2 separate regions of the Homo sapiens genome follow, and region 2 is linked to region 1. Evidence: chromatin loops called from intact Hi-C (ENCODE). Cell type or tissue: GM12878. All regions are shown on one strand. Each heading gives the region's core, and the rest is flanking DNA. Links, peaks and the distances in the headings are about the cores only.

Evidence for each region. A loop is a pair of places that touch in the nucleus more often than their neighbours do. Peaks named below come from ENCODE experiments on the same cell type or tissue, not always from the same donor. Only the 100,000 strongest peaks of a DNase experiment are listed, where the experiment ranks them.
Region 2: a loop joins it to region 1, with 4 times the contacts of the local background. A loop is called at or near these places in 3 of 110 quality-filtered maps.

Annotation. Positions count from the first base shown.
Region 1 is chr2:34,594,137-34,610,656 of GRCh38, reverse strand. LOC105374459 (a long non-coding RNA gene) reads left to right here. Exons shown (of 6, transcript XR_001739398.2): 4 at 8,298-8,354; 5 at 10,990-11,364; 6 at 12,516-12,587. Among named protein-coding and RNA genes, the nearest start is that of LINC01320, 75 kb to the left of the region's middle. In GM12878, for the core only: no CTCF peak of the experiment used is centred there; DNase peaks (open chromatin) are centred at 8,211 and 8,857.
Region 2 is chr2:34,672,004-34,688,523 of GRCh38, reverse strand. LINC01320 (long intergenic non-protein coding RNA 1320) reads right to left here and starts at 10,967. Exons shown (of 3, transcript NR_126404.1): 1 at 10,597-10,967. In GM12878, for the core only: no CTCF peak of the experiment used is centred there; a DNase peak (open chromatin) is centred at 11,093.

The DNA of each region.
Region 1 (16,520 bases), core at 3,860-11,859:
CCGGGTGCCGTGGCTCACGCCTGTAATCCCAGCACTTTGGGAGGCCGAGGCGGGTGGATCACAAGGTCAGGAGATCGAGACCATCCTGGCTAACACAGTGAAACCCTGTCTCTACAAAAAATACAAAAAATTAGCCAGGAGTGGTGGTGGGTGCTGTAGTTCCAGCTGCTCGGGAGGCTGAGGCAAGAGAATGGCGTGAACCCAGAAGGCGGAGCTTGCAGTGAGCTGAGATCACACCACTGCACTCCAGCCTGGGCAATAGGGCGACACTCCATCTCAAAAAAAAAAAAAAAAAAGAATTAAAGAAAAAAGTATGCCTACAAAATCTAGAAAATATAAAATTTATTGGCCTTAAAGAGGTGGCAGTGAGAGAAGTATACAAGTAGAAAGTTTATTCAAAGTGATAATAGATAACTTCCTAATCCTGGACAAAGATACCAATATTCAAGTACAAGAAAGTTGTAGAATATCAAGCAGATTTAACCCAAAAAGGACTACCTGGAGGAATTTAATAATCAAACTTCCAATTATCAAAGGTAAACAAAGGATCCTAACAGCAGCAAGAGAAGAGAAACAAATAACATATAATAGAGTTCCAACACCTCTTGCAGCAGACTTTTCAGTGGAAACCTTACCAGCCAGAAGAGAGTGGAACTACATATATTTCAAGAAATAAAGGAAAAAAAAGTTACCCTAGAATAGTATATCTGGCAAAAGTATCCTTCAAACATGACAAAGAAATAAAGATTTTTGCAGACAAACAAAAACTGAGGGATTTCATCCACATCATGCCTGTCCTGCAAGAAATTCCAAAGGCTGTGCTTCAATCAGAAAGAAAAGGATGTTACCAATAACCAATAAGTAATCACCTGAAGGAACAAGACTCACCAGTAATAGTAAGAATGCAGAAGAACACAGAATATGATAACCCTGTAACTATGGTGTGTAAATTACTCTTATTCTAAGTAGAAAGACTAAATGATGAACCAATCAAAAATAATAACTACATCGGCTTTACAAGGCATAGTCAATACAAAAAGATATAAATAGAAACAAACAGAAAGTAAAAAAGTGAGGGGATGAAATTAAAGCATACAGTTTTTATCACTTTTCTTCTTATCTGTTTGTTTATGCAACCTATCAAAGCCTATGGGATATAGGAAAAGCAGCACTAAGAGGGAAGTACATAGCTATAAATGCCCTACATGGTTTGGCCGTGTCCCCAACCCAAATCTCATCTTGAATTATAGATCCTGTAATTCCTGTGTGTCACAGGAGGGACCCAGTGAGAGGTAATCGAATCATGGGGATGGGTCTTTCCCATGCTGTTCTTGTGATAGTGAATAAGTCTCATGATATCTGATGATTTCCCCTGCACATGCACTCATGTCTGCTGCCATATAAGACATAACTTTGCTCCTCATTTGCCTTCCACCATGATTGTGAGGCCTCCCCAGCCAGTTGGGATCATGAGTCAATTAAACCTTGGGTATGTCTTGGGTATGTCTTTATTAGTAGCATGAGAACAGACTAATACCTGCCCACATCGAAAAGGAGGAGAAACTCAATTAAACAATCCAATGATGCATTTTAAAGAACTAGAAGAGCAACAGCAAACCAAATCCCAAATTACCATATGAAAAGAAATAATAAAGATAATAGCAGAAATAAATAAAATTGAAATGAAAAAACAATACAAAAGACCAAAAGAACAAAAAGTTGGTTTTTTGAAAAGATAAACAAAATTGACAACCCTTAAGTTAGACCACAAAAAAAAAAAAAAAGGGACCAGACCCAAAGAAATAAATCAGAGAGAAAAAAAAAGGATATATTACAACTGATAGCACAGAAATGCAAAGGATTATTAGTGGTTACTCTGAGCAACTACATTCCAAAAAATTAGAAAATCTAAAAGAAATGAGAAAAAATCCTATATGAATACAACCTACCAAGATTGAACCATGAACAAATCCAAAACCTAAACAGATCAGTAACAAGTAACAAGATCTAAGCTATAATAAAAAGTCTCCCAGCAAAGAAAAGCCTGAGACCCAATGGCTTCCCTACTGAATTCCACCAAACATTTAAAGAAAAACTACTACCAATCCTATTTAAACTATTCCAAAGAATAGAAGACGGAATACTTCCAAATTCATTTTACAAGACCAGTATTACTCTGATACCAAACCCAGACAAAGACACATCAAAAAAAGAAAGCTACAGGTCAATACATTTAACGAATATTGATGCAAAAATCCTTAACAAAACACTAGCAAACTGAATTCAATACTAAATTAGAAAGATCATTTATCATGACCAAGCAGGATTTGTCCCTGAGATGCAAGGATGGTTCAACATAAACATATTAATAAATAAGATACATCATATCAACAGAATGATAGACAAAAACCATATGATCATTTCAATTAATGTTGAAAAAGCATTTCATAAAATTCAACATTCATTTATAATAAAAAAATTCTCAAAAAAACGGTGTAGAAGGAACATACCTCAACATGATAAAAACCATATATGACAGACTCATACCCAGTATCATACCAAATGTGGGAAAATTGAAAGGCTTTCCTCTAAAATCTGGAGCATGACAATGATGCCCACTTTCACCCATTATTCAACATAGTACTGAAAGTCCTAGCTATAGCAATCAGACAAGAGAAAGAAGTAAATAATATCCAAACTGGAAAGGAAGAAGTCAAATTATTCTTGTTTGCAGATGACATGACATATTTGAAAAAGTCTAAAGACTCTACAAAAAAAAAAACTATTATAACTGATAAACCAATTCCGTAAAGTCACAGGATTACAAAATCCACACACAAAAATGAGTAGTATTTCTATATGCCAACAATGAACAATCTGAAAAAGAAATGAAAATGTAATCTCACTTACAATAGCCACAAATAAAATTAAATACCTAAATGGATAGAACTGGAGACTGCGATTTGAAGTGAAATAAGCCAAGGACAGAAAAACAAACATAGCACGTCCTTACTTATTTGTGGGTCTAAAAATCAAAACAATTGAACTCATGGAAATAGATAGTAGAAGGATGATTACCAGAGGCTGGGAAGGATAATGGGGTTGGGGGAGAAGTGGGGATGGTTAATGGGTACAAAAGAATAAATAAAAAGATGTATAAGACCTACTATTTCATAGCACAATAGGGTGACCATAGTCAATAATAATTTAGTTCTGCATTGTAAAACAACTAAAAGAGTAGAGTATAATTGGATTGTTTGTAACACAAAGGATAAATGCTTGTGGGGACAGCTACCCCATTCTCCATGATGTGATTATTACACATTGCATCCTTGTATCAAAACATCTCATGTACCCCATAAATATATGTACAAAAATAAAAAATACTATAAGGGGCGTGTTTCTACCAGCATTTATGTAATGCAATAGAACACAATAAAATAGGATAGACTAAAACATACATTATCACAGTATATCACAATTTTTAATAGTAAATATTGTTTGGGAAATCTTTTATACTATTCACACTGTTTATGTGTACATATGTGCATGCATACATGCTCATGTATGCACCCGTGTGTGTGTGTGAACGTGTGTTCTCCATATTGTTGTACATGCTCCTTGCAGTGATGTAGGATTAATTTCTTAGTCTAGATCAATAGATAAGAAGGGAAGCAATTATTCTTCTAGATGCCACTGTCACTTCTACGCTGCTTCATTTAAATCTTTGGTTAAAATCCCTGCTGGACATAATGGCTCATGTCTGTGGTCCCAAAAATTTTTAGGAGCCCAAGGCAGGAATATCACTTGAGGCCAGGACTTCAAGACCAGACTGTGCAATATAGTGAGACCCCCATCTCTCCAAAAAACAAAACATTAATCCCCTCCTTTATCCCAGCCCACGTAATTGCCTACTATTTTTCTGACACTTTGCCCATATTCATCAAGAACTATAGTATGTCATCATCTTGGTTCACACTGCAAATCCAGCATTTATTCTGGGAACATCTAACAAACTGTTCCTTGACATCTGCACCTTCTATGATTTCACCCACCAGGATTATCCAGCCATTTCCACTGTCCACTGTCATATGTTTGTTATTTCAGCGGAGGTAAAACTACCTTTACCCTCTTAGGGCTCCCAGGCTGGGCCTGAGAATTTGACATAAAATAAATTAATAGGAGTAAAGCATAATGATTTAATGTAAATTTTATGTGACACAAGATCCCTCATAAGAAAATGAATACCTGAAGAAGTAAAGACCCAAATTTTTTTTTTTTTTTTTTTTTTTTTTGGAGTTGGAGTCTCGCTCTGTCACCAGGCTGGAGTGCGGTGGCAGTCTCGGCTCACTGCAACCTCTGCCTCCTGGGTTCAAGTGATTCTCCTGCCTCAGCCTCCCAAGTAGCTGGGACTACAGGTGCCCACCACCACACCCAGCTAATTTTTGTATTTTTAGTAGAGATGGGGTTTCACCATGTTGGCCAGGATGTTCTCGATCTCTTGACCTTATTATCCACCTGCCTCAGTCTCCCAAAGTGCTGGGATTACAGACATCAGCCACTGCGCCTGGCCCAGTGTTTTTATATTAGGTTGAACAAAGAGAAGCAACTGTGGTCAATCTCTCATTTTTTGAGCTCTTGTTTTTCTCATTATACATACTGTGAGACTATGATCCCTAGACTGCTTTGATTTCCTCTCTTCTTGAAGTCTCTTACTGTCCCTCAAACTTCTCTTCCTTTTTTAGCCAGCCTAGACTTCATGGCCTTCACCTCCATTTACCTTTTGCCAGTACTGCATATACCCTCAACCCTTCTGTCCTTCTGCCCCACTTTTCTGAAAATGCCTGAACACTTTTCCATTTCCACTGTGCCTGAACTGGTAAATGTTGCTAAACTAACTCACAAGATCATAACTTTGCTGACTGGAATCACTAAAATTATAGTGTATACCATCTGTGCAGTGACCTTAAAATTGAATTTGTAATCCTGTCACTGATATAGAGACCTCTACTCTTGGAACAATTTCGGTTGATTGGTAGCGGCTACCTGAATGTACTGTATATGGGGGAGGGTTGTGAAAGTACAGTTGGGCTCAGCTGGAAAAATTGCTGAGATTGAGTAATGATGTCTATCATGTGTGAAGAAAGACAATTGTGGCCTTTTATCATATAATTCCCTTTTTACATTAACAGTGACCCCAAAGTTGCATTTCAAACCTATAATCCTAGTCTTAAACTCATTCTGTTAGGATAAAGACTATTCTTTTTAAGACAGAAAATGTCAGCTTGAGCTCTATCAATTTCCTACTTAGTGACTCAATTTCTTTAAAACAGATACATATATTATCTGCTTAATGGGGAAAAGAGCTTCCCTACCTCTACTTCTGAAAATTGTACACCTACCTCTGTCCTCAGCCCCATCTCCTCCTGCCTCTTAAGGAAAATTTCCTTTTGAAATAATCCCTAATTTACTATATTTTTTATTTCATTGTTTTATTTTCTGCATCAGATAAACATGTTCAAATTTACCACATCTTCTTAAAATGCTTCACTCACTTGTATTACCCTCATTGCCATGGTAACTTTCTCTTAAAAGTCTAGGAAACTCCCACCACTTAATTGATATATCTCAGTTAGTCATCAGTTTCAAATTTGTCAAAGTCAAGCAATCTCTTCAGTTCTCATCATCCTTGGCAGAGCTCAGAAATATGACAAAGGGGGCCATGCATTGCTTTCCTGAGATGTGCTCCTTCCCAGACTGCTCCTATTCCATTGTCTTGCATGTTTTCTTCTCACACCTCTGGTCACTCACTTGCAACATATTTTCAGGATTTCCTTTTCTGCCTTTATACCATAAGTATTAGAATAATTAAGATTCCAATGGGTTCTATTCTCAGTCTTTCTTTTAAATCAAAATGGTAATTATAGATTTTTTCAGCTATATTCCTGGAATCCAAAATGTATATCCCCAGCCCATATAGTTCTTTACCTTAGAGCTCTGATGCAGGACAGGCAAGCCCCAAGACTGGGGCATAGCTCAAGAGGGTTCTTGACTTTGCCCAGGAAAGAATTCAAAGGCTAACTGGTGGTGTTAAGTAGCAACTTTACTGAAGTGGCAGTGTACAGCAGCAGCAGAGGTACCACTCCTTGCGGATCAGGGGCTACCCCATAGGCAGTGTGCCCAGAGTAGCAGTCCAGCAGTCATATTTACACACACTTCTAATTATATGCAAATTAGGGGTGGTTTATGCAGAAAAAGGGGTGTTAACTTCCAGGCTGTCTAGTCATTGCCATGAAAAGGGACAGTAACTTCATAGTGTTGCCATGGCAATGGTAAGCTGACATGGAACACTGATGGGCATGTCTTACCGGGAGATGCTTCTGCCCAGGACCTATTTTAGCTAGTACTCAATTTAGGCTGGTACCCAAGCCATGCCTGTGGAGTCCGGTCCTGCCTCCTATCTCGGCTCAGACTCATAAACACAATAGCATACTATATAGTTCTATTCATTTGAATAGTATAGAATTTATTTTATGTGACTCGTGAGCCAAACATGCCTATTTAATTTGGTTCAGTCCAAAATGTAGCATCTTCTTAAGTGCTATCTCCTCTGAAACTCATCTTTAACCTCCTCCGCTTCTGCCCAGGACCTATTTTAGCTAGTACTCAATTTAGGCTGGTACCCAAGCCATGCCTGTGGAGTCCGGTCCTGCCTCCTATCTCGGCTCAGACTCATAAACACAATAGCATACTATATAGTTCTATTCATTTGAATAGTATAGAATTTATTTTATGTGACTCGTGAGCCAAACATGCCTATTTAATTTGGTTCAGTCCAAAATGTAGCATCTTCTTAAGTGCTATCTCCTCTGAAACTCATCTTTAACCTCCTCCATCAGATTTGGGCTGCCTTTAACAAATCTTCCTCCTGGAGTTTTTACCTCACTCTATTGTAACAATTGTAATATTTTAATGTACTTATTTCATTGTTTCTTAACCCCCTAGTGCAACAGCTGTATGAATAATAAATGCTTGAAATCTCTCTTGGCATATACCGGATAATTAATGAATATAAGTTAAAGAACAAATGAATTATTCTAAAGCATAAAGTAGATAAAAACTAATCGGGCTGGAATGTTACTTATTTTCTGTCATCTTTCAATATTACATCATCTGCCCCGAGCCAAGTGCCTATGTTTTCCAAATTCTAGGTGTGAATAATTTTATATAGTATTGTATTGTTTGTGATTTATGAGATTTTAAGTTTTTCATTGGAGGGTGTAAGAAGTATAATTATGGATTTATTGTCCAGTAAAGGACAGACAAAAAGACAAAACACATAGAGTACTACTTATGGGTACTTAGAAACTTTTTTTTTCTTTTTTTTTTGTAGTTGGGATTACAAGCACGTGCCACCATACCCGGCTAATTTTTGTATTTTTAGTGGAGACAGGGTTTCACCATTTTGGTCAGGCTGGCCTCAAGTGATCTGCCCTCCTCAGACTCCCTAAGTGCTGGGATTACAGGCGTGAGGCACAGCACCTGGCCAAAAATTATTTCTAAAGATACTTTGAGCATAAAGTGAGATAATTCATGTTTAATCACATAGTACATGTAGACACGTTATGTAATGCTTTTTTTTCTTTGAGACTGAGTCTTGCTCTATTGCCCAGGCTGGAGGGCAGTGGCGTGATCTTAGCTCACTGCAACTTTCATTCCCGGGTTGAAGCGATTCTCGTGCGTCAGCCTCCCGAGTAGCTGGGATTACAGGCGCCCGCAACCACGCCTGGCTAATTTTTCTATTTTTAGTAGAGACGGGGTTTCACCATATTGGCCAGGCTGGTCTCCAACTCCTGACCTCAAGTGATCTGCCCACCTCGGCCTCCCAAAGTACTGGGATTACAGGCATGAGCCACCATGTCCAGCCCATGTAATGCATATTAACAATGGTAATGTAGGATTATGAAAGTGGGCAGAAATTTGTTTCATGGAAAGGTATTTAGTTATATATTTTTTGCTTTTAAAATGGGTATTTCAGTGCAAAACTCTGACAGAAATAGGCAAATCAGTGACTAGTTCACAACTCCCTAGATTTAAAAGGGAGCTCTCTGCTCGAAATACAGGTCAGCCTCAGGACTCAGCATTGCCTTAATGAAGGCAGCCTGTCTGTGGTGTGCAATTTGAGATGTCTGGGTGCTACAAAACTGGCTGAAAGCAGAAGTGATTCTTTCTGAATAAACAATGTAGTTTGCTCATATGTATCACAGAACACGATGTTATTACTTGTGTTTCCACAGTGATTTGTTGGTTTTCCAGTGCAAGAGTGATCCCTCCTTCGTTTTTACCAAAAAGAGGTAAGAGAAATAAAGATGGCTTCTGCTCTGTAGACAAACAGTATTGATTGTTCAATAATCCAGTAAGATGAGGAAGTATTAGATGGAAATCATAATAACTCCATGATAATCTCTGGGAACAAAAATCAATAAAAAGGGAATGGTTTTATAAGAGACATACAACATTATTATTCTAATACCTCAGGTCATAAAGCTGAGATATTTGAGTGTGACATGACATATTAGCTAAAATGACTAGGAAACTATGGCAGCCAAAATGATCACAAATCATTTCTGATAGAGCATTTCTCATCCTCTCCTTGTCCCTTCCCACTCACACACAATAATTAGCTCCAGCTACATTTCCTCTCCATTGTTCCATTTGTTACTATTCCTGAACTTTGTTTTCAACTCTGGGCTTTTAAGCTTTCTGTTCTTCTGCCTGGACCACTCTTCAATCAGGTCTTTCAATAACCCATTCTTCCTCATCAGTCAGGTTTCTGCTCAAAACCCGTTTCCTGTGAGAGAAGCACTTGTTAAACCACTATGTCTAAAAAAAATAATCTACAGTTTACCCTGTGCCAGTCAACATCGAGTCTCTGTTACCTTCTCTGCACCTGTTTCAAAACCTGTACTCTGTAATTGTTTCTATGTTTATTCTGTCTCTTACCTCAGTAGAACATGAGTTCTATTATCATGTGTACTGTCTTCCCCAGATTCTAGAACTCCATGTGAAATATAATCAATGCAAAATATTTGTTGAATGGACAGATGAACATCTTTTAATACCTATTTATTTTTAGAATATGTGACTGTCATTTTCCCCATCAGTTACAAACTTCTTCATGGTCAGGCTAGGCAATGTCCCCTCCCCTTGTCCCTCTTCCCCACAGAAAGCTGGGCAATCCAGCTCACTCCTTTAGATCCTCTCCATTTTTGATTCCTTGAACATGTATTAACTCTTTTTTTTTTTTTTTCTGAGACGGAGTCTCGCTCTATTGCCCAGGCTGGAGTGCAGTGGCACGATCTCAGCTCACTGCAAGCTCCGCCTCCCAGGTTCACGCCATTCTCCTGCCTCAGCCTCCCAAGTAGCTGGGACTACAGGCGCCCGCCACCACACCCGGCTAATTTTTGTATTTTTAGTAGAGACGGGGTTTCACCATGTTAGCCAGGATGATCTTGACCTCGTGATCCGCCTGCCTTGGCCTCCCAAAGTGCTGAGATTACAGGTGTATTCTCAGCACCCGGCCGTATTAACTTTTTGTGGGGGAAGAGCCTGGCTATTTAGAAGTGTCTGTTGTTTTTGTTTGTCAATCAGTGGGAAACCTGATTCTATCGGAATAATAAGACAGATGTAAGACATTATTTGTTTGTTTCTACTTCCTATGTGCCGTTCAAGGAGTAAGGTTACTATATAAAGGTAATCTTCCCAAGAACATAAAACATACTATATCAGGAAAAGATTCTTTGTTCTTTACCTGGGTATAACAACCGGGAGAAAGAAGAAAAGCAAGTAAGTGTTTTTCAGCCTTTGGGGAGGCATGGTATTCAATTGATTGGTTCTTATAGTTTAGTTATTGCTTCATTAACTATAGTAGACAAATTATTGTGGATTCAAAGCTAAAGACAGACAATACCTTTTATTCCATAAGGGAAAATCTAGTTATACGTTAAAGAGTCTATGTGAGTAATACTGTTATGAAATGTAGAAGAGGACTATTAAATTACCTCAGTAAAGTATTAGTAATAGACAGATGACTTTTTAGGTCAGTAACATTTTTTCCCCATTTTTCTGGAGAATAATTATTTATTCGTTAGGTACCTTTGGTAACTATTTAAGCACTACTTTCTATTTCAATTTTATATTTGCTATATTCTCCATTCCTGTCTCATATAAAATGATTTTTAAAACAAAAATTTGTCATCTACTGCTTGAGTGTATTGGTGGGTTCAAGATTAAAACTTGGAGGTTACCTATGTATACCTGAGAACTCAACAGCTAAATTATGGCTTGTTAGAAAACTTGTTAGCATTTTAAACAATTTTCCCAAGTATAAATTCAGAGAAAATCAATTTACTTTCTCTTTTTTAATCTAAGGCTCAGGTTGTAATTTTGTAGTACCCAGTATCTCTCTGAAGTCTATGGTATATTATTCCACTTCTTTCCTAACTATGCATTTCATACCTACCCTTTGGAGTTGATCTTGAAAGAAAATTAATGGGCTCCTTATTCAGTATTGCAGTGTTTCAGGTAGCAAATGCATGACAGCTACTTAACCAACCCCTGAGTAGCCAACCAGTGAGTATGGCGTTAATGATTTTGGAGAAAGTTAACTAAGTGCATCTATCACTTTGTCATGTGTGGTAAAAGAATACATCAATCAAAGGTTAAGAGGGAACTGTCTTTGCTTCAGTCTGTGGGTACTACTAAAATCTGTTACAAAAATCAATAGAACAGGTATGGTAAGCTGCATTTATGCTGATTAAATAAAACAAATGGAAAAACAGAAGGTAGGAGGCTGGTAATATAGCTCCTAGAATAAAGCAGAGGTCAGTTTCCTGATATAGGAACCATCCTTATGAGCTTGATATTCCGGAGAAGTATTTCCACTGTCAGTGTCTTATAAAGGTTGAACCAGTAACCTTGTTTTCACAGGGCTATTTAACTGGATACCAGGAGAAGCAAATTGCTGATCCAGTCATGGATGTTTTACCCCATTATTTAGTTCCACTCTACATGGAATTTATTTGGAAGATTCTCAATGCACTTGCATTCAAACATAAAGACCTAATGACTCTCATTGCAGCAGTATTCCTCTTGTATTGTTATTTTCTTAACTTCGGATTTCCTCCATTTCTGCACTTTTTGCCATCTGGAATTTCATTTGCAAGGGCAGATAAGGGGAAAAGAATGTAATAAGAGACGAGGAAAAATATAAGCCCTTGCTGAATGATTGATATGAATGAAGGAACTGATGGAATAAATAACAAAAATAAAAAGATCCAGGACTACTCTCAGTCTCTGAAGCAGGTATGAAAATTGTAAGAACAAGGGAAGACTATAATTTTGGAATATAGCTGTGAGTTAATAAAAGCTAATGATAAAGAAAATAAGTTACCTTTCTTCACAGAAGGACAAAATGATGATTCAGTTACAGGAGAACAAGAATTGAGGCCCACCTCCAAATAATTACCAAGTAAATACAAAATTCCAGGTGGGCATGGTGGCTCATGCCTGTAATCCCAGCACTTTGGGAGGCTGAGACGGGTGGATCACCTGAGGTCAGGAGTGTAAGACCAGCTTGGCTCAAATGACGAAACCCTGTCTTTACTAAAAATAAAAAAATTAGCAAGGCATGGTGGCACACACCTGTAATCCCAGCTACTCGGGTGGCTGAGGCATGAGAATCACTTGAACCTAGGAGGCAGAGGTTACAGTGAGCCAAGATAGTATCACTGCACTCCAGCCTGGGCAACAGAGCAAAACTGTCTAAAAAATACTTGAAGATATATATATATTCAAATATATATATCTGAGAAAAAGTGATTGATAGGTATTCCCTCACGCACACCTAATAAAGTGCATATCAATACAACATTTCTGGAAAACAATTTTGTAAGATTTTTAAAAAGCCTTAAATTTCTTAATATCCTTTGACTCAAGAATTCTCATTCAAGAAATCTATCTGAAGTAAATATAGTGAAATTAAGGAAGAGAACAGGAAACACACTTAATCAGTCTTACTTATAATCATCAAAATGTTGAAACAACTTAAATTTGCAACAGTAGAGAAATCTTTTGATGAATTATGGTACATCCATTCAAATGTATTCTTGGAGAATAAGACATAGAAAATGATTCATTATTAAATGTTAGGCTAATAAAATAAACACTGTACAAAATTCCATGTATATTATAATTACCATTTATATGTGTGTGCATGTCTGTATATTTGCTTAGTCATATTTATGAGATAGAAGCCTCTGGTTTTCATTTGTTAAAGGAATTCTGAAAAATAATTTCATTGTTGACTGAAATGGAAATTATTAGAGAAAGCATACTGTGATGCTGTGAAAAGAGGTTTGGAACTTCAACAAACTAAATTTAATTTGTTTCTTTTCATGGCAGAAATACTTAGGACTTATTGAATTTTCTATGTGTGTTCCCTCCCTTTTGGTTAGGTGGGAGCCCTGGCGGTAGCTATGGGTCCAGTTCAAAGGATTATGAAATGCACTGCTTTCACATCAAAAAGGTAAGCACCTGTTTGTGTCTCTGCCATCTTCCTCTTCCTCTGCCAATGTGTCCTTGGAGGCTGTGTGTTCCAGGTAGTATCATCATAAGATGGGAGGGTAGTCCAAAATACACGGGGCTGGAACATAAGTGAGAATTAAACTTGCTGTTTTAAGCCAGCAAGATTTCAGGGATGTTCCATGCCTACGGCATATCCTACCCTATCCTGATTACTACAGTGCACATTACCCAATAGCTCTGTGAACTTGAGACAGTTATTTAATTTTTCTAAACCTCTATTCCCTCACTTGTATATCGAGCCATGAGGCTGCTGACATATCTCATAGGACTGCTTTCAGAAGGTAGTAAAAAAACATAGAAAATGATTGTACAATAGTTCTGGTTGAGTGTAAATTTCCTTCAGGCAAAATAATCAAATCTCATTTTTCTTACCTACTTCTTACAGTATTTTACTCCTTCATACATATGACCCTTTAGAATAGAGAACAATCACTATATGTTCAATAATCTGTTAAAAATTTGCTGAGAGTATTTAAAAATATATAAAATAAAGCCTCAGATTTGGGAGCAGGTTAATATAAGGAAAAACAAGAAAAGGAAGACAGAGATAAAGATGAAGTAAAACCTGTGTGATCTCTAAAAGTAGAGTTTCGTCAGCCACATAAAATAAAAGATAAAATCTCACATTGTTTCAAGATTGGCTTAAAAATAACCATTACATATTTAAAATGAGTTAGAGCCATGCTTTTGTATTTGTCAGAATAAATCAACTCATAACATGCTATGTATAGAAAATAACACAGAAAGCTTTTTAAAAAATTTCAAGAAAAAAATGTATGTGGAGGGTGCGGTAGTAGCAGTGGGAATTAGCAAATTTACAGAAAACAACAAAGAGAAGAACAATAACAAATAGCAACCACCACTGTAGCCACAGAAGTCATTACCACACTCTTGCATGCTGGCCCAAATCGTTTTAATAGTAGACTTTTCTCTGGGGTTATAAGCTCCATTAACAGAAGCTACGATATAACTTTGAAACTATCTGTATTACCTTCAGTAAGTTATTTTCTTCCCCTGAACCCCACTACATAAAGCAGCAAACCCCTGGTTGGTTAAGCAAGCACTAAAATTTTGGAAATGTAATAAATGCATCTGTAAGATTTCCAAGATTCCAACAATAATCCCAAAGGGAAAATATACTGAGCCAATCATTTTGGTACTGCATCACAAGGCACTGAATAGAAAAGTCAGTAAAAGCATCCGAGCACAGAGAAGCAAGCTGTAGTCAATATCAGATTTTGAAGTGGACTGTCAGATAAAAAATCAGCTAGATTTACTGAAATTTACTTCCTAATATCTGGAGTTTAGATTGCATGGAATTCAGCGCATACATCCAGTCTTATTTAAATTTCTTTTTCCTTTATCCTCTCTTTAACCTTCTTCATCCACTATAATAAGCTATTGGTATTATAGCCATTTCAAGAAAAATAGTCCAGTCTGAGTTATAATTGGTCACTTCATATCAAAAACTTATTGTAGAAATGAAATTCAGTATCACCCAATTCACACAGTGACATCTAGTCAGGCTTAAATAAAATCACTTATTTGACAGGGGGAAAAAGAAGAAAGAATAACCAGTGTTTGCTGTTGACTTTATATTCCTCCACAATTCTCATCTGAAAATTACAAAGCTTCTCAATATATATCCATAAATATTGGCTAGTTAAGCCCTGTTATGTATAGAAAGTACTGCTATCTGAATCAGAGAGCCCAGCCCTTCCACCAGCATAGGACAGTGATAGGTCACAGCCATTGGAAGAAGATAGGCCTTTACATTGAAGCTTTGCTTTGATCCCTTAAGCAAATCCCTTAGCGCTTGTGAAATGGGGATGATTTTGCCTTTGACTCCTGTGAGGCACATCTCATGAGACACAGTTAATACAAATAACCTAGAATAATTATTATCAGGAGATGTGAAACCTTTTCTCTTAGTCATATTCCTCTCAGTGTAGAATGTTATTTCTGTAGAGGGTAGCTTTTCCTGCCCCTCAAATTTCCATGTTACTTCAGATCTTCAGTTTGTAAATTAGAGATCTAATTCAAGTAGAAACACATTTCTTTTTATTCCTTCAGGTGTTCTGATATTTATTTAAAACTCATGAATGAAAACAAAAATATTCTGGACGTGCAAACATGTAAAAATATGTACAGTACCTCCCCACAAGGAGTTTATACTCTTATGAGGTAACAAGCCAAAAACACAGAGAACAGCTGAGAAAGTAACATAAAATAAGTCCATTCTGAAGGAACGACTAAGGGGAATCCAAAGGAGCTGGAATCAGCTGTGAAGATCATCTTTCTGGGGATAGTCAATCTCGAGAGCTTAGGAAAGTGACTGATAGAAGAGAAAGTGCATGTCTCTCTCTTGAGGAGCAATTCTTTGCATAGCTGTACTGCATTTCTTTTTTCTATAAATTATGGAGTAGGAATAGTTAATTTTACCCATCTCTGGGACTTCTCTAGGTACAAAGAAAAAATACTGTGTTGTACTCCAAATACCTCCAATTGCCCCCTACCCCATGAATTAAAATACTAAACATTAAAGCAGAAATTAAATGTGAAGAGTATAAAGTATACTCTTTCAAAAATCTCAGAACTGTCTAATAGGAAAAGTTAGAACAAAAAATATGGCTGCAGATGAGAGGCTTAAAAATAAAAAAGCTGAGAAAACAGCCAGAAAATAGACAAAATGTGTTCACAAAAAATTGAGCCATAAATAATGAAATGACATACAACAAGGTGTCAAAGGAAAAATGCAGAAACAACATAACTTGAATATTTTTTTTTCTTGCTTGCTTTTTTTTTTTTATTATACTTTAAGTTTTAGGGTACATGTGCACATTGTGCAGGTTAGTTACATATGTATACATGTGCCATGCTGGTGCACTGCACCCACTAACTCGTCATCTAGCATTAGGTATATCTCCCAATGCTATCCCTCCCCCCTCCCCCCACCCCACAACAGTCCCCGGAGTGTGATATTCCCCTTCCTGTGTCCATGTGATCTCTTTGTTTAATTCCCACCTATGAGTGAGAATATGCGGTGTTTGGTTTTTTGTTCTTGCGATAGTTTACTGAGAATGATGATTTCCAATTTCATCCATGTCCCTACAAAGGACATGAACTCATCATTTTTTATGGCTGCGTAGTATTCCATGGTGTATATGTGCCACATTTTCTTAATCCAGTCTATCATTGTTGGACATTTGGGTTGGTTCCAAGTCTTTGCTATTGTGAATAATGCCGCAATAAACATACGTGTGCATGTGTCTTTATAGCAGCATGATTTACAATGAACTCCAACAAATTTACAAGAAAAAAACAACCCCATCAAAAAGTGGGCGAAGGACATGAACAGACACTTCTCAAAAGAAGACATTTATGCAGCCAAAAAAACACATGAAAAAATGCTCATCATCACTGGCCATCAGAGAAATGCAAATCAAAACCACAATGAGATACCATCTCACGCCAGTTAGAATGGCGATCATTAAAAAGTCAGGAAACAACAGGTGCTGGAGAGGATGTGGAGAAATAGGAACACTTTTACACTGTTGGTGGGACTGTAAACTAGTTCAACCATTGTGGAAGTCAGTGTGGCGATTCCTCAGGGATCTAGAACTAGAAATACCATTTGACCCAGCCATCCCATTACTGGGTATATATCCAAAGGACTATAAATCATAACTTGAATATTTTAACTACAGTGAAATCTTTGGAAAATTTAACCAACAGGAAAACATTCCTGGAAATTAGCATTTCTGAATCTGAAAACCTTGAGCCACGGTTAGGCTCTCCATAGAAAAAAGTTACTGTGGTTATGCAGGTTTGAGAATCTGTGCTTTCTTGATTGAAGCACTTTCAGAACCTTTAGT
Region 2 (16,520 bases), core at 4,163-12,162, 78 kb before region 1:
ATCCTGTGGAGAAATGACATTGATTATTCCTGGGTACATTTTAAGAAGGCTTAAAGATGTTCCTGAAACATCGTTCCTTTTCACTTTGTCTCACACATGAATAGAAGTGAAAGATGCTTTCATACAGCAAACCCTATGTGAGCAACAAAAATAATTGAATAAAAGTGGTTCAATAAAGATCACTACCTATATTGCTATAGTGCAACAAATACCTAATTAATGCCTACTATGTGCAAAATACTTAATATAATTAATATATAATTCCTGATAGCCTGAATTTTACTTTCCAGTAGAGAGGCAGGCATACACTTATATAACTATAATGAAAGGGGAACTATGAAAGACACCATAACAAAATCAAAATCATTCTGTTGACTGTCAAATGCTAGATCCCCAAATATCACCCAAATCACCTTCATCAAAATAACATATTTATAAGCAAAGCTGATTTTTCCACAATTGAGAGAGAACACTGCATCCACAGAGCTTTGGTAATGTCTTAAATTGGAAAAGACAAGATTAGAAATTATTAAGAATTGAAAGTTTGGCTTAGATGGGGGGACTTCCAATGGAAATTGGAGAGTGGGGGAAAAGATATGTGCTTAATTCAGATTGGGTAAGAATCATAATAATAATGGCTTAAGACAGGTGAAAAAAAGCAAGGAAAAAATTTTGAGGCAAGGAATTAATAGGAACTCAAGGTGAAAATTTTCTGCTGATGCTTTCCATTGAACAATTGGCGTTTTTGGGAAAGTTCCTGCAATGAGCAATTAAGCTACTTGCCTGGGAAAGGATATCCTAGAATAGTAGTCATGCTAATAAATGGCATAATAAAGTCATCCTAATATATAGTCCAGGCACTGGCAAACTGTGTCCAGGGGCTGAGTTCAGAAGCAACGAAAGCTTCTCACATTTTTCAACCTTTTCCAAGGTGGTTTTTTTTTTTTTTTTTTTTTTTAAGCAGAATATGTAACAGAGATTTTAGGTGGCCTACAAAGCCTACAATATTTACTTTCCGGTCCTTTACAGAAAATCTTTTGCTAAATACTGATATAGACAGTAAATTGGGTGACTGTGAGCACTCAGCCAGCAAGCATTTGATAGGTGTAGACAGTTCAGCTTCTCAGTACCCAAATAAGAGAGAGAGGAGACAGTCATTCCTACAGATAATGGTTGGTGAGAAATTTGGGTCTGTACAAAGGCAAACATGAGGAATGTAAAGATTTTTATCTTTTTTTGCAACCACTATATCAAGAAGCATATATTCATATCCTGATTTTTTTGTTTTTTTTTTTTTTTTTTTTTTTTGAGATGGCTTCTCGCTCTTTCACCAGGCTGGAATGCAGTGGCGCAATCTCGGCTCACTGCATGCCCCACTTCCCGGGTTCACGCCATTATCCTGCCTCAGCCTCCCAAGTAGCTGGGACTACAGGTGCCCGCCACCACGCCCATCTAATTTTTTTTGTATTTTTAGTAGAGACGGGGTTTCACCGTATTAGCTAGGATGGTCTTGATCTCCTGACCTCGTGATCCGCCCGCCTTGGCCTCCCAAAGTGCTGGGATTACAGGTGTGAGCCACCGCGCCCAGCTGGAACCCATTTTCGAAGACAACAAGTAATAGGAACAGAACAACTAAAGATATGAATTCCCGTAGAAAACCATTCATACATATGACACAGTTGGCAACGTCTATTTTTTTTTCCTTTTTATTGTTGAAAGACTGAATGCAAAGCAAACATTTTCCTTCATGGAATCTTTCTATGGCATTTTCTTCTCATGAATAAATATAAAACAAACTAGAATTTAATAGCCAAGTAGCCTGTTTGGAATCTATTAAAAGGATTAGACCCACTTGATACAATACAAATTGCTAATTAATGAAGTGATGCAAGTAAATCCTTAACAACATAAGCATAAAAAATTATTTTTTTGGCTTGAGTAGTAGATAACACATGAGTTTTTCATAGGTTCCAGTAAGACTATATATTATATATTCTTATTTCAAAATCATTCTGTTCTTTGAAGCTCTCCCAAAGTGAATACACTTGGCTGAGAACATTTCCATCCACAATTCACTTCTAGACCACACCAACATCACACTAATCCTAGGACTTTGAATTAATCTGTCAGAATATTCAAGTGCCATGTATGACTATTATAAACAGATAAAGCTAATATCCAGAAAAAGCTGAATATCATTTTTTAACATCTGTGATGGTTAATTTTATTCATTAACTTGACTGGACTAAGGGTGTCCAGATAATAGCTAAAACATTATTTCTAGGTGTGTCTGTGACAGTGTTTGTACAACAGATTAGCATTTGATTCAGTACACTGAGTAAAGAAAATCTGCCTTCACCAATGTGGTCAGGCATCATCCAATTCACTGCGCCCTAATAGAACAAAAAAGGGAGAGGAAGGGCAAATTCTCTCTTCTCGAGCTGGAACATGTATCTTTTTTTGTTCTCAAACATCCGAGACTCTGTTTCTCAGACTGGGAGTCATATCATCAGCTTCCCTGGCTCTCAGGCCTTCAGACTGAGATTGAATTACACCACCCACTCTCGTTCTCCAGCTCACTGATGGCAGACCATGGGCTTTCTCAGCCTCCATAATTTCTTGAGACAATACCCATAAAAAATCTCCTCTTGTATATTTATATATTGGTTCTCTTTTTCTAGAGAACACTAATACAAGATCCAATGATAAAGGTAATTGCTCCAGATGCTAGAAGCAAAATTTAAATAGAAGAAATGTGAGTTTTTCCATCAATGTTAAGAGGAAAACAGAAAGAGAGAGAGAGCCTTTAGTCATGTAGAATTAAGAGACTTAACCAAGTCTTTGGAATTAGAGTGTTCAGCACCACTAGAATGGAAATTTGAGACTCACATTTCTCATTTAAATAATTCTCTTGGAGACTTAGAATGTAGAATTTACACAAAAGATACCATCCAGTTTATTTCCATAAAAGATCTGAGTATCCTGTTTGAGGAAAATATTAGAGAAGACACAGACATTCTTACAATGACTAGGTCTATATGTTATAGACCATTAAGAGTTTAATTTGTTTTGTACTATTTGAAATGTAGCACCATGCTAGAATATTATTTTACTTATCAGATAGAGGGAAAGTAAAATAAAAAAGTCTTTATTTGATTGACTATTGGTTATAAATATCTGATAAATGAGATCAATTCGTAAATTGTTCATGTAACTGAGCCAGTTATCTTTGGGAATAACTCTTTTTTTCTGTGATAATTACAACTGGGGGAAAGAGAATAGTAATGAAAGACAACCCTAGTATGTGTGTTCTTTATATTTACTTATGGATGATCTTTAAAAAGCTCACTTATATGTTCCCCTAAATTTTGATTTATGATCTTTGTACAATGATTTGAGGACTACATGATGTTATAGATTAATTCAAATACTTTAGAGAGAGAAGAAAATGAGACTCAGAAAGGTCAAGTGTGTTTTTCAGATTCCTACATTAGGTCTCTTGGGCCTCTATTTCTCTCCTTTCTACCAAATCCTAACCACGATAAATGGTACAGGCTGAGCATCCAAAATCCAAAAATCTGAAATCCAAAATGCTCCAAAATATGAACATTTTTGACCCTCAAATAAAATGTTCGTTGGAGCCTCTCAGATTTCAGATTTTCAGATTTGGAATGCTCAACTGGTAAATGTAATGCAAATATCCCAGAATTAAAAAAAAATCAAAAATCCCAAATACTTCTGGTCCTAAGCCTTTTGAATAAGGGATACTCAGTCTGTATTTCTACTGTGTCATACTTCAGTAATTGGCCCAATAAGTTCAATAACGACCTTGCAATATTAGTGTCTTTACCTCAGCCAGAAATGAGTGGAAGGAACGTTATATGCAAACAGAAAAGGACACAGTTATTTTAATGTCCCTTCCTACCCTATCATTAGCCCTCTCTATCTTATCCCATTTATTGAGTTCATTAACCCTTAAAGAAACATACGAAACTTTAATGCCTGCACTTTTCTTAGTTTATGTATTATACTTCTATATCTCCATTTACATCGTGGTCCTGAATGCCATATTAATTATCTGGTTTACTCTTTCACCAGCCTCTTCAATTTCAAGTAAACTTCTGTACTTCTACTACACCCATTGAACCAACCAGAGGCAATTAGCATCCATTTTGAAGCAGCCAAAAATGTTGGTTCCTTCAAAATGGATGTTAAGTGACTTTGGAGAAAAATAGTATTATTCTATTATGTGGCTGGGTGACAATTTAGTGCTAGAAAGGCATTCAAGCTGCTGGACAATTATTTAATGTGTCTTTGGTAACCTCTTTCTTACACCCTTCAGTGACTGTCCCAATACTAATCACTGTCCTCATGCTGTCCCACAACCCAGCTCCTGCTCTCCCATTTGCAATAGAAAAATCTCATCACTCAAAGTACCAAATAGCACAGTATTGTAGCACTGTATTGCCGCCCTATCTTGCTTATCTTTCCTCACCATCTGATTGTAAATCATTTAGGAAGTAGCATTTCTTCTTTATCTTTGTATCTTCAATGGCTAGTATACAGGAAGATCCAGCATACATAGATGGGTATTGTTCATTGTTCTCTTTCTTTGCTCATTCTCTTCTTGCTGGAATTCCTTCCACCCTATCCTGTCTCTGTCTTCTTGCCATCCTTCCCACTTATTGCAGAATTACTTCTGAATTTGTTTGGTAATGTATTACACATCTATCTCCTCTCAGAAGGCTTCCTTGAATATTCTTACTCTGGGCTACCTGTGCTGACTATGCTCACAAAATGCCTTTCAATAACTCTGTTATCATTATTATATTGCCTCTATAATACATAGTTAAAAAAATCATGTAGCACAGAAAGTTACGAAATGAAAACTAAAATTTTCTCTTTCTCCAGTTCCTTGAAAGATAATGTCAGGATTAAATGGTTGACCTTTTCTCAAACCATGCCAATTACTCAAAATCATGGAGCAGTTGTTTGCTTTAAATTTGGATTACAACTTTCAATAACCTTTTTGTCTTATTGCGGATTTCAAGGGTTCAATTGCCTTTTTTTTGCTTGCTTATATAAGAAGCATATGTCTTTGGCTTAACTCTAAAATCATTCAAGTTCTCAACCAAAACATTTGTCAAAATGAAGCATCTGACTTCATGTTTCAATTAAAGCTAGTTATTCTCTAATGATGCACTAGAGTTCTCAATATGGCATTCCAAATTAAGTGCATTTTAAAAGTCTGTATATAGTTTTTTTAATTTTGTTTTCATTTTACTTTGGAGTATAACCTTACTCAGATTATGGATGGCTTGGCAAGAATATACAATTTTCTCTTTGTCTCACGGCCTCATTTTCTAATGCCAATCTGATTCCCGTTCACTTATCCATAAACTGGCATTTTTTTCCCCAATCACCTTTAAGACCATCTTTGTATCTTTAATGTTCTGAAATTTCATGAATGTGTTTAGAAATAGGACTTTTTCCATCATTCTAGGAACTTGTCAGGTTCTCCCAATTTGATATTTGTTGTTAAATGTTGTGAAATAATGTCAATTAGTTTTTTGACTAGTTTCTTGTCTCTATTTTTTCTGATCTTTCCAAAGTTCGCATTAGTCACATGATGGAATTCTAGCCTCTCTATCTCGATGTTTCTCTTTGATGTTTCTCTCAGAGTTTTCTCATTTTTTTTGACTTTTTTGCTCTATCTTTTGAGACTTTTTTTCTTTTATTTTCTAACACTTTTTTAATGGTTTTCTTTCCAGTAACATTTTCTAATTCTCTGATAATTTTTTAAAACATAAGCTTGATCTTGTTTTATTTACTGCAGAATGTTCTGGAATCTCTAAGGAAACTCAAAATACAATTTTCTGTTCCTTGAGTTCTGTTTTTTGGGGCATCTTTTTTTTTCTATTTGTTATCATTATGCTTCTCTACATTTGTTCTTCACTTCTTGAAAATTTCTGGTGCTATTTTGTTCTCAATTCATATCTGTGAATGAATATGTGTTAAATATTAGTTATTGACCTTGATCTCCTATGACTTTGTATAGGTGTCTTTGTTGCTCTGTGGAGAAAAACGTACTGAGTTTTATTTTATTTATTTATTTATTTATTTTTTTATTTTTATTTTTATTTTTTACATTTCTTTGAAAATTTTTCTTTTATTTTTCTTTTTTTTTTTTAATTATACTTTAAGTTTTAGGGTACATGTGCACATTGTGCAGGTTAGTTACATATGTATACATGTGCCATGCTGGTGCGCTGCACCCACTAACTGGAGATGGAGTTTCGCTCTTGTTGCCCAGACTGGAGTGCAGTGGCAGTGATCTCGGCTCAGTGCAACCTCTGTCTTCCAGTTTCAAGTGATTCTCCTGCCTCAGCCTTCCGAGTAGCTGGGATTACAGGTGCCCCACCACCACGCCTGGCTAATTTTTGTATTTTTAGTAGAGACGGGGTTTCACCATGTTGGCCAGGTTGGTCTTGAACTCCTGACCTCTTTATCTGTCTGCCTCAGCTTCCCAAAGTGCTGGGATTACAGGCGCAAGCCACTGCACCTGGCCAAAACTTACTGAGTTTTATATCAGAGTTAGAGGTATGTCAAGTGGAAGACTTCATTCTCACTTGCATGTGTGGAAAGAATACAGGTCTCCTACAACCACCAAACCTCCTGTCTTGTGCCAAGATAAGATGTTGACTCTGAGTCCTTGCCCACCGTAAATAAATTTTTCAACTTCTTTAAACAGCACATCTCTAGTCTTCATCTTGGTGTTAGATGCTCTAAAGGTGGAGGATGAAAGCATGTGGTAATCTGCTTTTGATATTATGAATAAAAGCATAAATGAATGACTCTGTTTTGTAGCCTACTCCTGGTCTCTGATCTTGAAGGCCCACTAAGGCTCTGGTGGGTGGGGGAAGAACAGTTTTTATTTCTACTAGAGTTTCCTCCTCTTTACATTTCTACTTTGCTACTAGAATCATCTGCTATTCTTTATACTCCAAATATTCATGCATGTTTGAAAGTCTTTAAGCCACTCATGAAACTTCTCTCATTATGAGAGCAGTAATTAATTCACATCTTTTTATACAACTTAGGTGTCATTTCACAAAATCTGGAGTGAGAAGTGAAAGAAATATATGGACTTAGCCACCTTGAACAGTAGTACAACCAACACACATTCTTAGCAATATCCATTTATCAAAGTTGCAGTTAGTAAGAGTTGGGACTCTTACTGATGAAGATTAGATATTTGCTGCCTTACTTATGATGCATGGTTAACGAGCTCTGTAATTTCCTACTTGAAATGCATTCACCTTTTTGTCAACAGTAAACAGGTTGTGGCAATAGGAATACCTATATATGTAAATGTTCATGTAAATGTCTTTCTGCACTAAATAGTTGAAAATCCGTAAGTATATAAATCACGTCTTAATCTTTAACTTGATAGCAGCTGCTCCCCAAATGTTTGTTCAACTGACCTGTAAAAATTACTATTTAGTTTTTACAGAAAAGAGGAACAGGCCTAGGTCCAATGAATGAAAGTTACAGAAAGACATATAAGGGTAGATTATCTAACAATTAAGCACTTCAGCAATGAAACAATCCATCTCAGAGACAGTGAGTTCTTGGTCAACAGAATGTTCAAGTAGAGATTTGAAGACCACCTGTAAGGCAACATCTTTCATTGGTAGAAAGGTTTGTTCAAAGAAACTATAGCTATATTTTAACTCTGAGATTTTAATGTCCATTCAACTGTTGCCCGCAGCTGAGAAAAAGCTATGCCACAAAATGCAAGCAAAACAATTGAGTCAAGTAGCTAGCCAATGTGCATACTTCTCAGGCTGCAAAAGCCATCTGGTTATCAAAATCTCTTCTCTGGTGTCTCACAGGAGATGCAGCTTCTCCATGGTAAATATACTTTATAATGAGTACAATCTTATCTGTCCACTAAAGTTTTGCTTGCTTTAAATATAGTTTCTTTTAATATTATCCTAATTTATTCAACACTGTTGCTAATTTTCCAAGCCAGAGAGAATAAATTTGAAATATAACAATTATTAATAAAGTGATGTTAATTATAAGCAAAAATGATTACAATTTCTTGAGCAGTAGCATTTCTTTCATTACAAAGGGGTTCAAAGCAGCTTAGAAGAATTACAAACTGTATGTCTGATCTTCAGTTTCATAGATCTCTTCATTCATTCATCTACTTTTATACAGGTCTTGTATAACGATAAGATAACTTTCTAAGCCTAAGAAGTGGAAAATTATATTGTGTTAATTATTATAATACTAAAAATATCTCTACAGTGTCTTCTCTGTACTAGTGTTGATTAGTGTTCATAAACTTAAGTACCTACAGGGTGCTAGCAGCTAAAGTGAATGAGTGTTTTAGGTTGCTATTAAAAAATAAACTTTTTTTTTTTTTGGTGAAGTAGACTATCCTTTGCAACAGCCTAGTTTCATTTTTATTCATAACCCAGCCCAAACAAATGGTTTCGGTGTTTTGTCTTTCCAACAACCTAGTGGGGGGATTGGGGAGAGATGGGATATTTAATGGGTACAAAAATAGAAAGGGGCCGGGCGCAGTGGCCTGGTTCACACCTGTAATCCCAGCACTTTGGGAGGCCGAGGCGGGCGGATCGCAAGGTCAGGAGATCAAGACCATCCTGGCTAACACGGTGAATCCCTGTCTCCACTAAAAATACAAAAAATTAGCTGGGCGTGGTGGCAGGTGCCTGTAGTCCCAGCTACTCGGGAGGCTGAGGCAGGAGAATGGTGTGAACCTGGGAGGCGGAGCTTGCAGTGCGCTGAGATTGCACCACTGCACTCCAGCCTGGGCAGCAGAGCGAGACTTCATCTCAAATAAATAAATAAATAAATAAATAAAAATTAAAAAATTGGATAAATAAGGCTTACTGTTGCATAGCACAACGGGGTGATTATAGTCAGTAATAACATGTACATTTTAAAGTAACTTAAAGAATATAATTTGATGGTTTGCAATTCAATGGATACATGCTTGAGGGGACAGATACCCAGATACCCCCTCATTCATGATGTACTTATTTCACATTACATGCCTGTAATTTTTTAAAATAAGTATTTGTTTCCTCTTTAGTACTATTCTAGGTAAACGCAACAGTCTAAGCTTGCTCATTCAAACTGTATCATAGTGGGGAATAGTGGGTCAGTGGTAGATTGGAGAGTAGAAGCCTTGTGTGTGTTACTGTTATTTTAAAATTCATTGTAAAATATTGCAGATATACTAGAAGATATAAACTATACCGAAGTAAATATCTATGTACCCATCATTCAGTTTTAGAAGTAAAACATTGCAAAGGCTGTTGGAGATTCCTGAATACCTAACCTTTTCTTCTTATGCACCCTACCTACCTGTTCTCAGACATATTCATTATATTGATTTGCTTCTTAGTAGTTTCATGCACTTCTGCAAGTAATTATTATATAATTGTGTATCTTTAAAATCAAATATAATTGCTTTTCATATGTTAAAATTAACGTACATGATGTACTATATGTATTCATTTATCAATGGTTTTTCCATTCAAAAGTATGTCTGCAAGATTCATCCATATTGATACCAGTAACAGATCCATTTCTATTTGTTGCTGTATAATATTCCATTGTATGAACATATCAACACTTATTTACCGATATAATTACATTTATTGTTTATTCTTTGTGTATATTGATGAAGATAGACTTTACTACTCTGAGTTCATACAGATATTCCTGTATTCATTTTTAATTTGCTAGAATTTATTTTTGTATGTAGTTTAGAGGAAGAATCTAATTTCATTTTTTTCATAAGGCTAACTAAAACAAAATGCCATTTATGAGTTAATATTTTGCTCATTGATGTGTGATACCAGCACTTATATGTGTCAGGTTTCCCTTGCTCTACTTGCCTATGCCTGTGTCAATATCACAGTATTTTAGCTATAATAAAGATATAGTAGATCTTAATAGCTGGTATGGCATACATACCCATACCTACCCATCTCATTTATCAAAAATAATTTGATTCTTCATTACTTATTTCTCTTCTACATATATTTTAGAATAAATATAATTTTTGGCAAAATATTATGTTATTGGCAGTGCATTAACTTTATGAATACATTTAGAAACAACATCTTTACTAGATTTAGCACTTTCAGTCTATGAACATGGAAAATTTACTTCTTTATGCCATTTAAAACATGATTATAAAACTTTTTATTTTCTTTTAGTGATTTTGGAAAGATTATGTTGCTGTTGTGTATGATCCCTTTTATCTAAGCATCCATATTTACTGGAATAAAGTATCAAAATATTTAGTAATTTTATTTAGATAAGTATCCTGTCCATATTTTCTTGTTTAGAACAAAAGTGCCAATGCAGGCACGTCGTGGGTGATCAGGCCACACTTCCACTCAGATGGAGTGGGGCAAGTTCCAAAGACTAGTCTTACCAAGTCAAGTCAAGTCAAAACCAGAACAAAAGTGCCAATACAGGCACACCGTGGGTGATCAGGCCACGCTTCCACTCAGATGGAGTAGGGCAAGTTCCAAAGACGAGTCTTACCAAGTTTCAGATGTCCGGACTCCAAGTGCCAGTTCCTTCCCGGTGTTCAGCCACTGTGTTAATCCTCCACAGGGGCCTGCTACGTGCTGTTCTGGTGAGGCGTTCCACCCAGGCAATTTTCTACCCAGGAGTGCTCTTTGGATCACGTCACTCAGGCTGGCCAGAGTCCCCTGCAGGGATGCTCCACAGGGCAGGCCTAAGCTGCCTAAGGGGCTACCTCGGCCATCCCTCAGTTACCTCGATTCCCGGTCAGGGGACCAAGAAATGTAGAAGGACGAGCCGCAGACAAAACCTCTCAGACACCAAGTTGTAGAAGGAAGGGCTTTATTCAGCTGGGAGGATCGGCAAGCTGCTGCCTTAAAATCCGAGCACCCCAAGTGCACAATTTCTGTCCCTTTTAAGAGCTCACAACACTAAGGATTTCACATGAAAGGGTTGTGATTGATTTCAGCAAGCAAGGAATACGTGACAGGGGCTGCATGCACCAGTGGTCAGAGAGAAACAGAACAGGGCAGGGAGTTTCACAGTGTTCTTCTATACAATGTCCGGAATCTACGAATAACATTGGTTTCTAGGTTATGAGTTGATTTTTAACTACTGGGTTTAGGCCAGGCAGGCCCAGGCCTGGTTTTGGGCCTGGCACTGGGCTGCCTGTCTTTGATTTCACTTCCTTGTTTTTTTCTTAAAACAGGTACTGAGTATAATACAATATGAGAGGATCTCTCTCTTCTCTCACTATGGTATTTTTTTTAAAATGTGTACTCTTTACTTGCAGGGTACAGGTTTCATATATGTGCATTAAAGCAGACTTTTGTTATGTTGTTCTAATGTTCTCTTTTTTTTTCATTTTTGTCTATTTGATTTATCACTTACAAAAACACGCATGCTAAAAACTTCCAGTCTGACAGGGGATTTGTGAGTTTTATCCTATGATTTTTATCCAATTTGCTTTATATATTTTTTCTTTTTTAAAAAATTATTTCTAATTTTTATGGGTACATAGTGGGTGCATATATTTATGGGGTACATGAGTTATATTAAGGATACAAGCATACAGCGAGTAATAATCACATCAGGGAAAGTGGAGTATACATCACTTCAAACATTTATCATTTATCTGTGTTACAAACTTTCTAATTATACCCTCAATTATGTAAAAATGTGCAAAAGATTAATTTTTCCTGTAGTCACCCTGTAGTGCTATCAAATACTAGATCATGTTCATTCTATGTTTTTGTACCCATTAACTATCCCCACTTGCCCACCCACCTCAATCCCTACTACCCTTCCTAGCCTCTGAGAAACATCATTCTACTGTCTCCATGAGTTCAATTTTTCATCTGTAACTCCCCCAAATGATTGAGAATATGCAATGTTTGTCTTTCTGTGCCCGGCTTATCTCACTTAACATAATGACCTCAGGTACCATCCATGTTGCTGCAAATGACAGGATCTCATTCTTTTTTATGGCTGAGTTTTACTCCATTGTGTATATGTACCACATTTTCTTTATCCATTCTTCTGTTAACAGACACTTAGGTTACTTAAAATGTCTAGAATAGCCAATTTTGGCTATTCTGAATAGTGCTGCAATAAACACAGGAGTGCAGATATCTCTTTGATCAACTGATTTCCTTTCTTTTGGTTATATAACTAGCAGTGGGATTGTTGAACCATATGGTAGCTCTAGTTTTAGTTTTGGAGGAACCTCAAAAGTGTTCTCAATAGTGGTAGTACTAATTTGCATTCCCACCAACACTGGAGAAATGTACCCTTTTATCCACATCCTCACCAGTATTTTTTATTGCCTGTCTTTTCAATAAGAGCCATTTTAATTGGGGTAAGATAATATCTCTCGTAATTTTGAGTTACATTTGTATGATGACCAGTAATGTTGAGCACTTTTTCAGATACCTGTTTGCTATTTGTATATCTTATTTTGAGAAATGTCTATTTCAATTTTTACCCACTTAAAAATCAGATTATTAGATTTTTTTCCTATTGAATTATTTGAGTTCCTTATATATTCTGGCTATTAATCTCTTGTCAGAGGAATAGTTTGCAAATATGTTCCCCTATTCCGTGGGTTGTCTCTTCACTTTGTTGATTGTTTCCTTTGTTGTGCAGAAAGGTTTTAACTTCATGTAATAGCATTTGTTGGCTGGGCACTGTGACTCACTCCTGTAATCCCAGCACTTTGGGAGGCCAAGGCGGGTGGATCACCTGAGGTCAGGAGCTTGAGACCAGCCTGGCCAACATGGTGAGACCCCATCTCTACTAAAAATACAAAAATTAGCTGGGCGTGATGGTGGGTGCCTGTAATCCTAGCTACTCAGGAGGCTGAGAGAATCGCTTGAACCCAAGAGGCAGAGGTTGCAGTGAGCCGAGATCGTGTCATTGTACTCCAGCCTGGGTGACAAGAGCGAAACTTCATGCCCTACCAAAAAAAAAAAAAAAAAAAAAAAAAAAAGCATTAGTTAATTTTTGCTTTGGTTGCCTGTGCTTGTGGTGTAATATTCAAGAAACCTTTGCCAACTGCAGTGTTTTGATGAGTTTCTTCAATTACTTCTTTTAGAAGTTTCATAGGCTGAATTATTAGATTTAAGTCTTTAATCCATTTTGTTGTGATTTTTGTCTATGGCAAGCAACAGAAGTGCAGTGTCATTCTTCTGCATATGGATACCCAGTTTCCCCAGCACCAACTATTGAGGACTGTGTTTTCTCCAATGTATGTTCTTGGCACCATTGTCGAAAATAAGTTCACTGTAGATGGGTAGATTTATTTCTGTATTGTCTATTCAGTTCCATTGGTCTGTGTGTCTGTTTATGCCAGTACCATGCTGTTTGGTTTAGCTCTGTAGTATAATTTGAAGTGAGATAATATGATTTCTCCAGTTTTGTTCTTTTTGCTCAGGATTGCTTTGCCTATTCTGGGTCTTTTGTGGTTCCATATAAATTTTAAGATTATTTTTTCTGTTTCTGTGAAGAATGCCATTGATATTGTGATAGGGATTTGATTTCATATCCTGCATTGAATCTGTAGATTGATTTGGGTAGTATGGGAATTTTAACAATATTGATTCTTCCAATCCACAAACGTGGAATATCCTTTCAGTTTGTGGTGTTCTCTTCAATTCCTTGCATCAATGTTTCATAGTTTTCATCGTAGAGGTTTATAACTTTTTTGGTTGAAGTTTATTTTTACATATTTATTGTATTCACAACTACTGTAAATAGGCTTACTTGATTTCTTTTCCAGATTGTTCACTGTTGTCATACAGATATGTTACTGAATTTTTATATTGATATTGTATCGTGCAACTTTACTAAATTTATTTGTTCTGATAGTTTTCTGGTGGAGTCTTTAGGTTTTTCCAAATATATGATCATATCATCTGCAAAAAAAAGGATAATTTCACTTCTTCCTTTCCAATTTGGATCCCTTTTTTTTCTTTCTCTTGTCTAGATAGGACTTACAGTACTATGTTGAGTAACAGTGAAGAAAGTAGGCATCTATGTCTTTTTCCAGATCTTAAAAGAAAGGCTTTCAGTTTTTTGCCATTTAGAATGATACTATCTGTGAGTCTGATGTATACAGCTTTTACTGTGTTGAGATATGCTCCTTCTAAATCCATTTTTGAAGGTTATCATCATGAAGTGTTATTGAATTTTACCAAATGTTTTTTCAGCATCAACTGTAATGATCACATGGTTTTTGTCCTTCATTCTGTTGATGTGATGTATCATATTGAGAGATTTGCATGCATTGAACCATCCTTATATCCCTGGGATAAATCCCACTTTGTCATGATGGATGATCTTTTAAAGGTGTTGTTGAATTCAGTTTCCTAGTATTTTCTTGGCAATTTTTGCATTAGTATTCATCAGAGATACTGGTTTTTAGTTTTCTTGTTTCAGTGTGTCATTATCTCACTTTTGTATCAGAGTAATACTAGCCTCATAGAATGAGTTTAGAAGGATTCCCTCCTCTATCTTTTGGAAAAGTTTGGGTAGGATTGATATTGGTTCTTTAAATATTTGGTAAAATTCAGCAGGGAAGCCATAGGGTCCCAGGCTTTTCTTTGCTGGGAGACATTTTTCTTTTTTTGAGACAGAGTCTCACCCTGTTGCCTAGGCTAGAGTGCAGTGGCATGATCTTGGCTCACTGCAGCCTCTGCCTCCACCTCCTGGGTTCAAGTGATTCTCCTGCCTCAGCCTCCTGAGTAGCTGGGATTACAGGTGTGAGCCACCAGGACTTGTTAATTTTTTAATTTTTTATTTCTGTTTTTAATTTTTTTGAGACCAAGTCTCACTCTGTGGCCTAGGCTGGAGGGCAGTGGTACAACCTCAGCTCACTGTAACTTCCGCCCCCTGGGTTTTAAGCGATTCTCCTGCCTCAGCCTCCCAAATTTTTTTATTTTTAGTAGAGACAGGGTTTCGCCATTTGGGCCAGGCTGGTCTTAAACTCCTGGCCTCAAATGATCCACCTACCTCGACCTCCGAAAGTTCTGGGATTACAGCCATGAGCCACTGAGTCCTGCTGCTGGCATACTTTTTATTGTCTTTGACCTTATTACCTTTTATTAGTCAATTCAGGTTCTTTGATTCTTCATGATTCAATCTTGTTGAGTTTTATGTATCTAGGAATTTATCCATTTCTTATAGGTTTTCCAGTATCAGTTGCAATGTCTTCTTTTTTCATCTCTGATCTTACGTGGGTTTTTCTTTTTCTCTTAGTCAAGTTAAAGATCTTTTTTATTTTGAATTGTTTTCTTCATTCAATTTTATTTATTTCTGCTCGATCTTTATTATTTCTTTTCTTCTACTAATTTTGGGTTTGTTTCGCTCTTGCTTTTCTAGTTTTTTAAGATTAAACTTTAGGTTATTTATTTGAAATTTTTCTACTTGTTTGATATAGGTGATTATTGCTATAAACTTTCCTCTTAGTACTGCCTTTGCAGTATTTCATAATTTTTGGTATGTTGGGTTTCCATTTTCATTTGTTTCAATATTATTTTTAAATTTCCTTCTTAATTTCTTCATTGACCCACTGGTCATTCAGGAGAATGTTGTTTAATTTCCATATGTTTGTGTAGTTTCCAAAGTTCCTCTTGATATTGATTCCTAGTTCTATTTCATTGTGGTCAGATAATATACTTGATACAATTTCTATTTTTTTGAATTTTTAAGACTTGTTTTGTGGCCTAACATACTGTCTGTCCTTGAGAATGTTCCATGCACTGAGGAAAGGAATGTGTATTTTGCAGCCATTGGATGAAATCTTCTGTAAATATCTATGAAGTCCATTTGGTCTGTGCTGCAGATTAAGTCCAGTGTCTTAAATATGACATGCCACTCTCTCCTGGCAGGTAAAATTTCCACTAAAAAGTCTGCTGCCAGGTGTATTGGAGCTCTTTTGCATGTATGGAAGCTCACTTGCTCCTTTGTTTCTTTTCTCTTGCTGCTTTTAGGGTCCTTTCTTTATTCTTGCCCTTTGGGAGTTTGATTATTAAATGTCTTGAGGTAGTCTTACTGGGGTTAAATCTGGTTGGTTTTCTATGACCTTCTTGTACTTGAGTATTGGTATTTTCCTCTAGGTTTCAAAAGTTCTCTCTTACTATCTTATTGAATTAAATTTCTACCCTAGTCTCATTCTGTATGACTTCTTTACAGCCAATAACTCTTAGATTTGACTTGCTGAGGCAATTTTCTAGGTCTTGTAGGCATGTTTTATTTTTTTAAACTGTTTCTTAAATTTTCTCCTCTCTAACTATATATTTTCAAATAGCCTGTCTTCAAGCTCATTAATTCTTCTGTTTGGTCAGTTCTGCTGTTGAGAGGCTCTGATGCATTCTCCAGCTCTAGAATTTCTTCTTGGTTTTGTTAAACTATTAAAAACTCCATTAAATTTATCTAATAAGTTT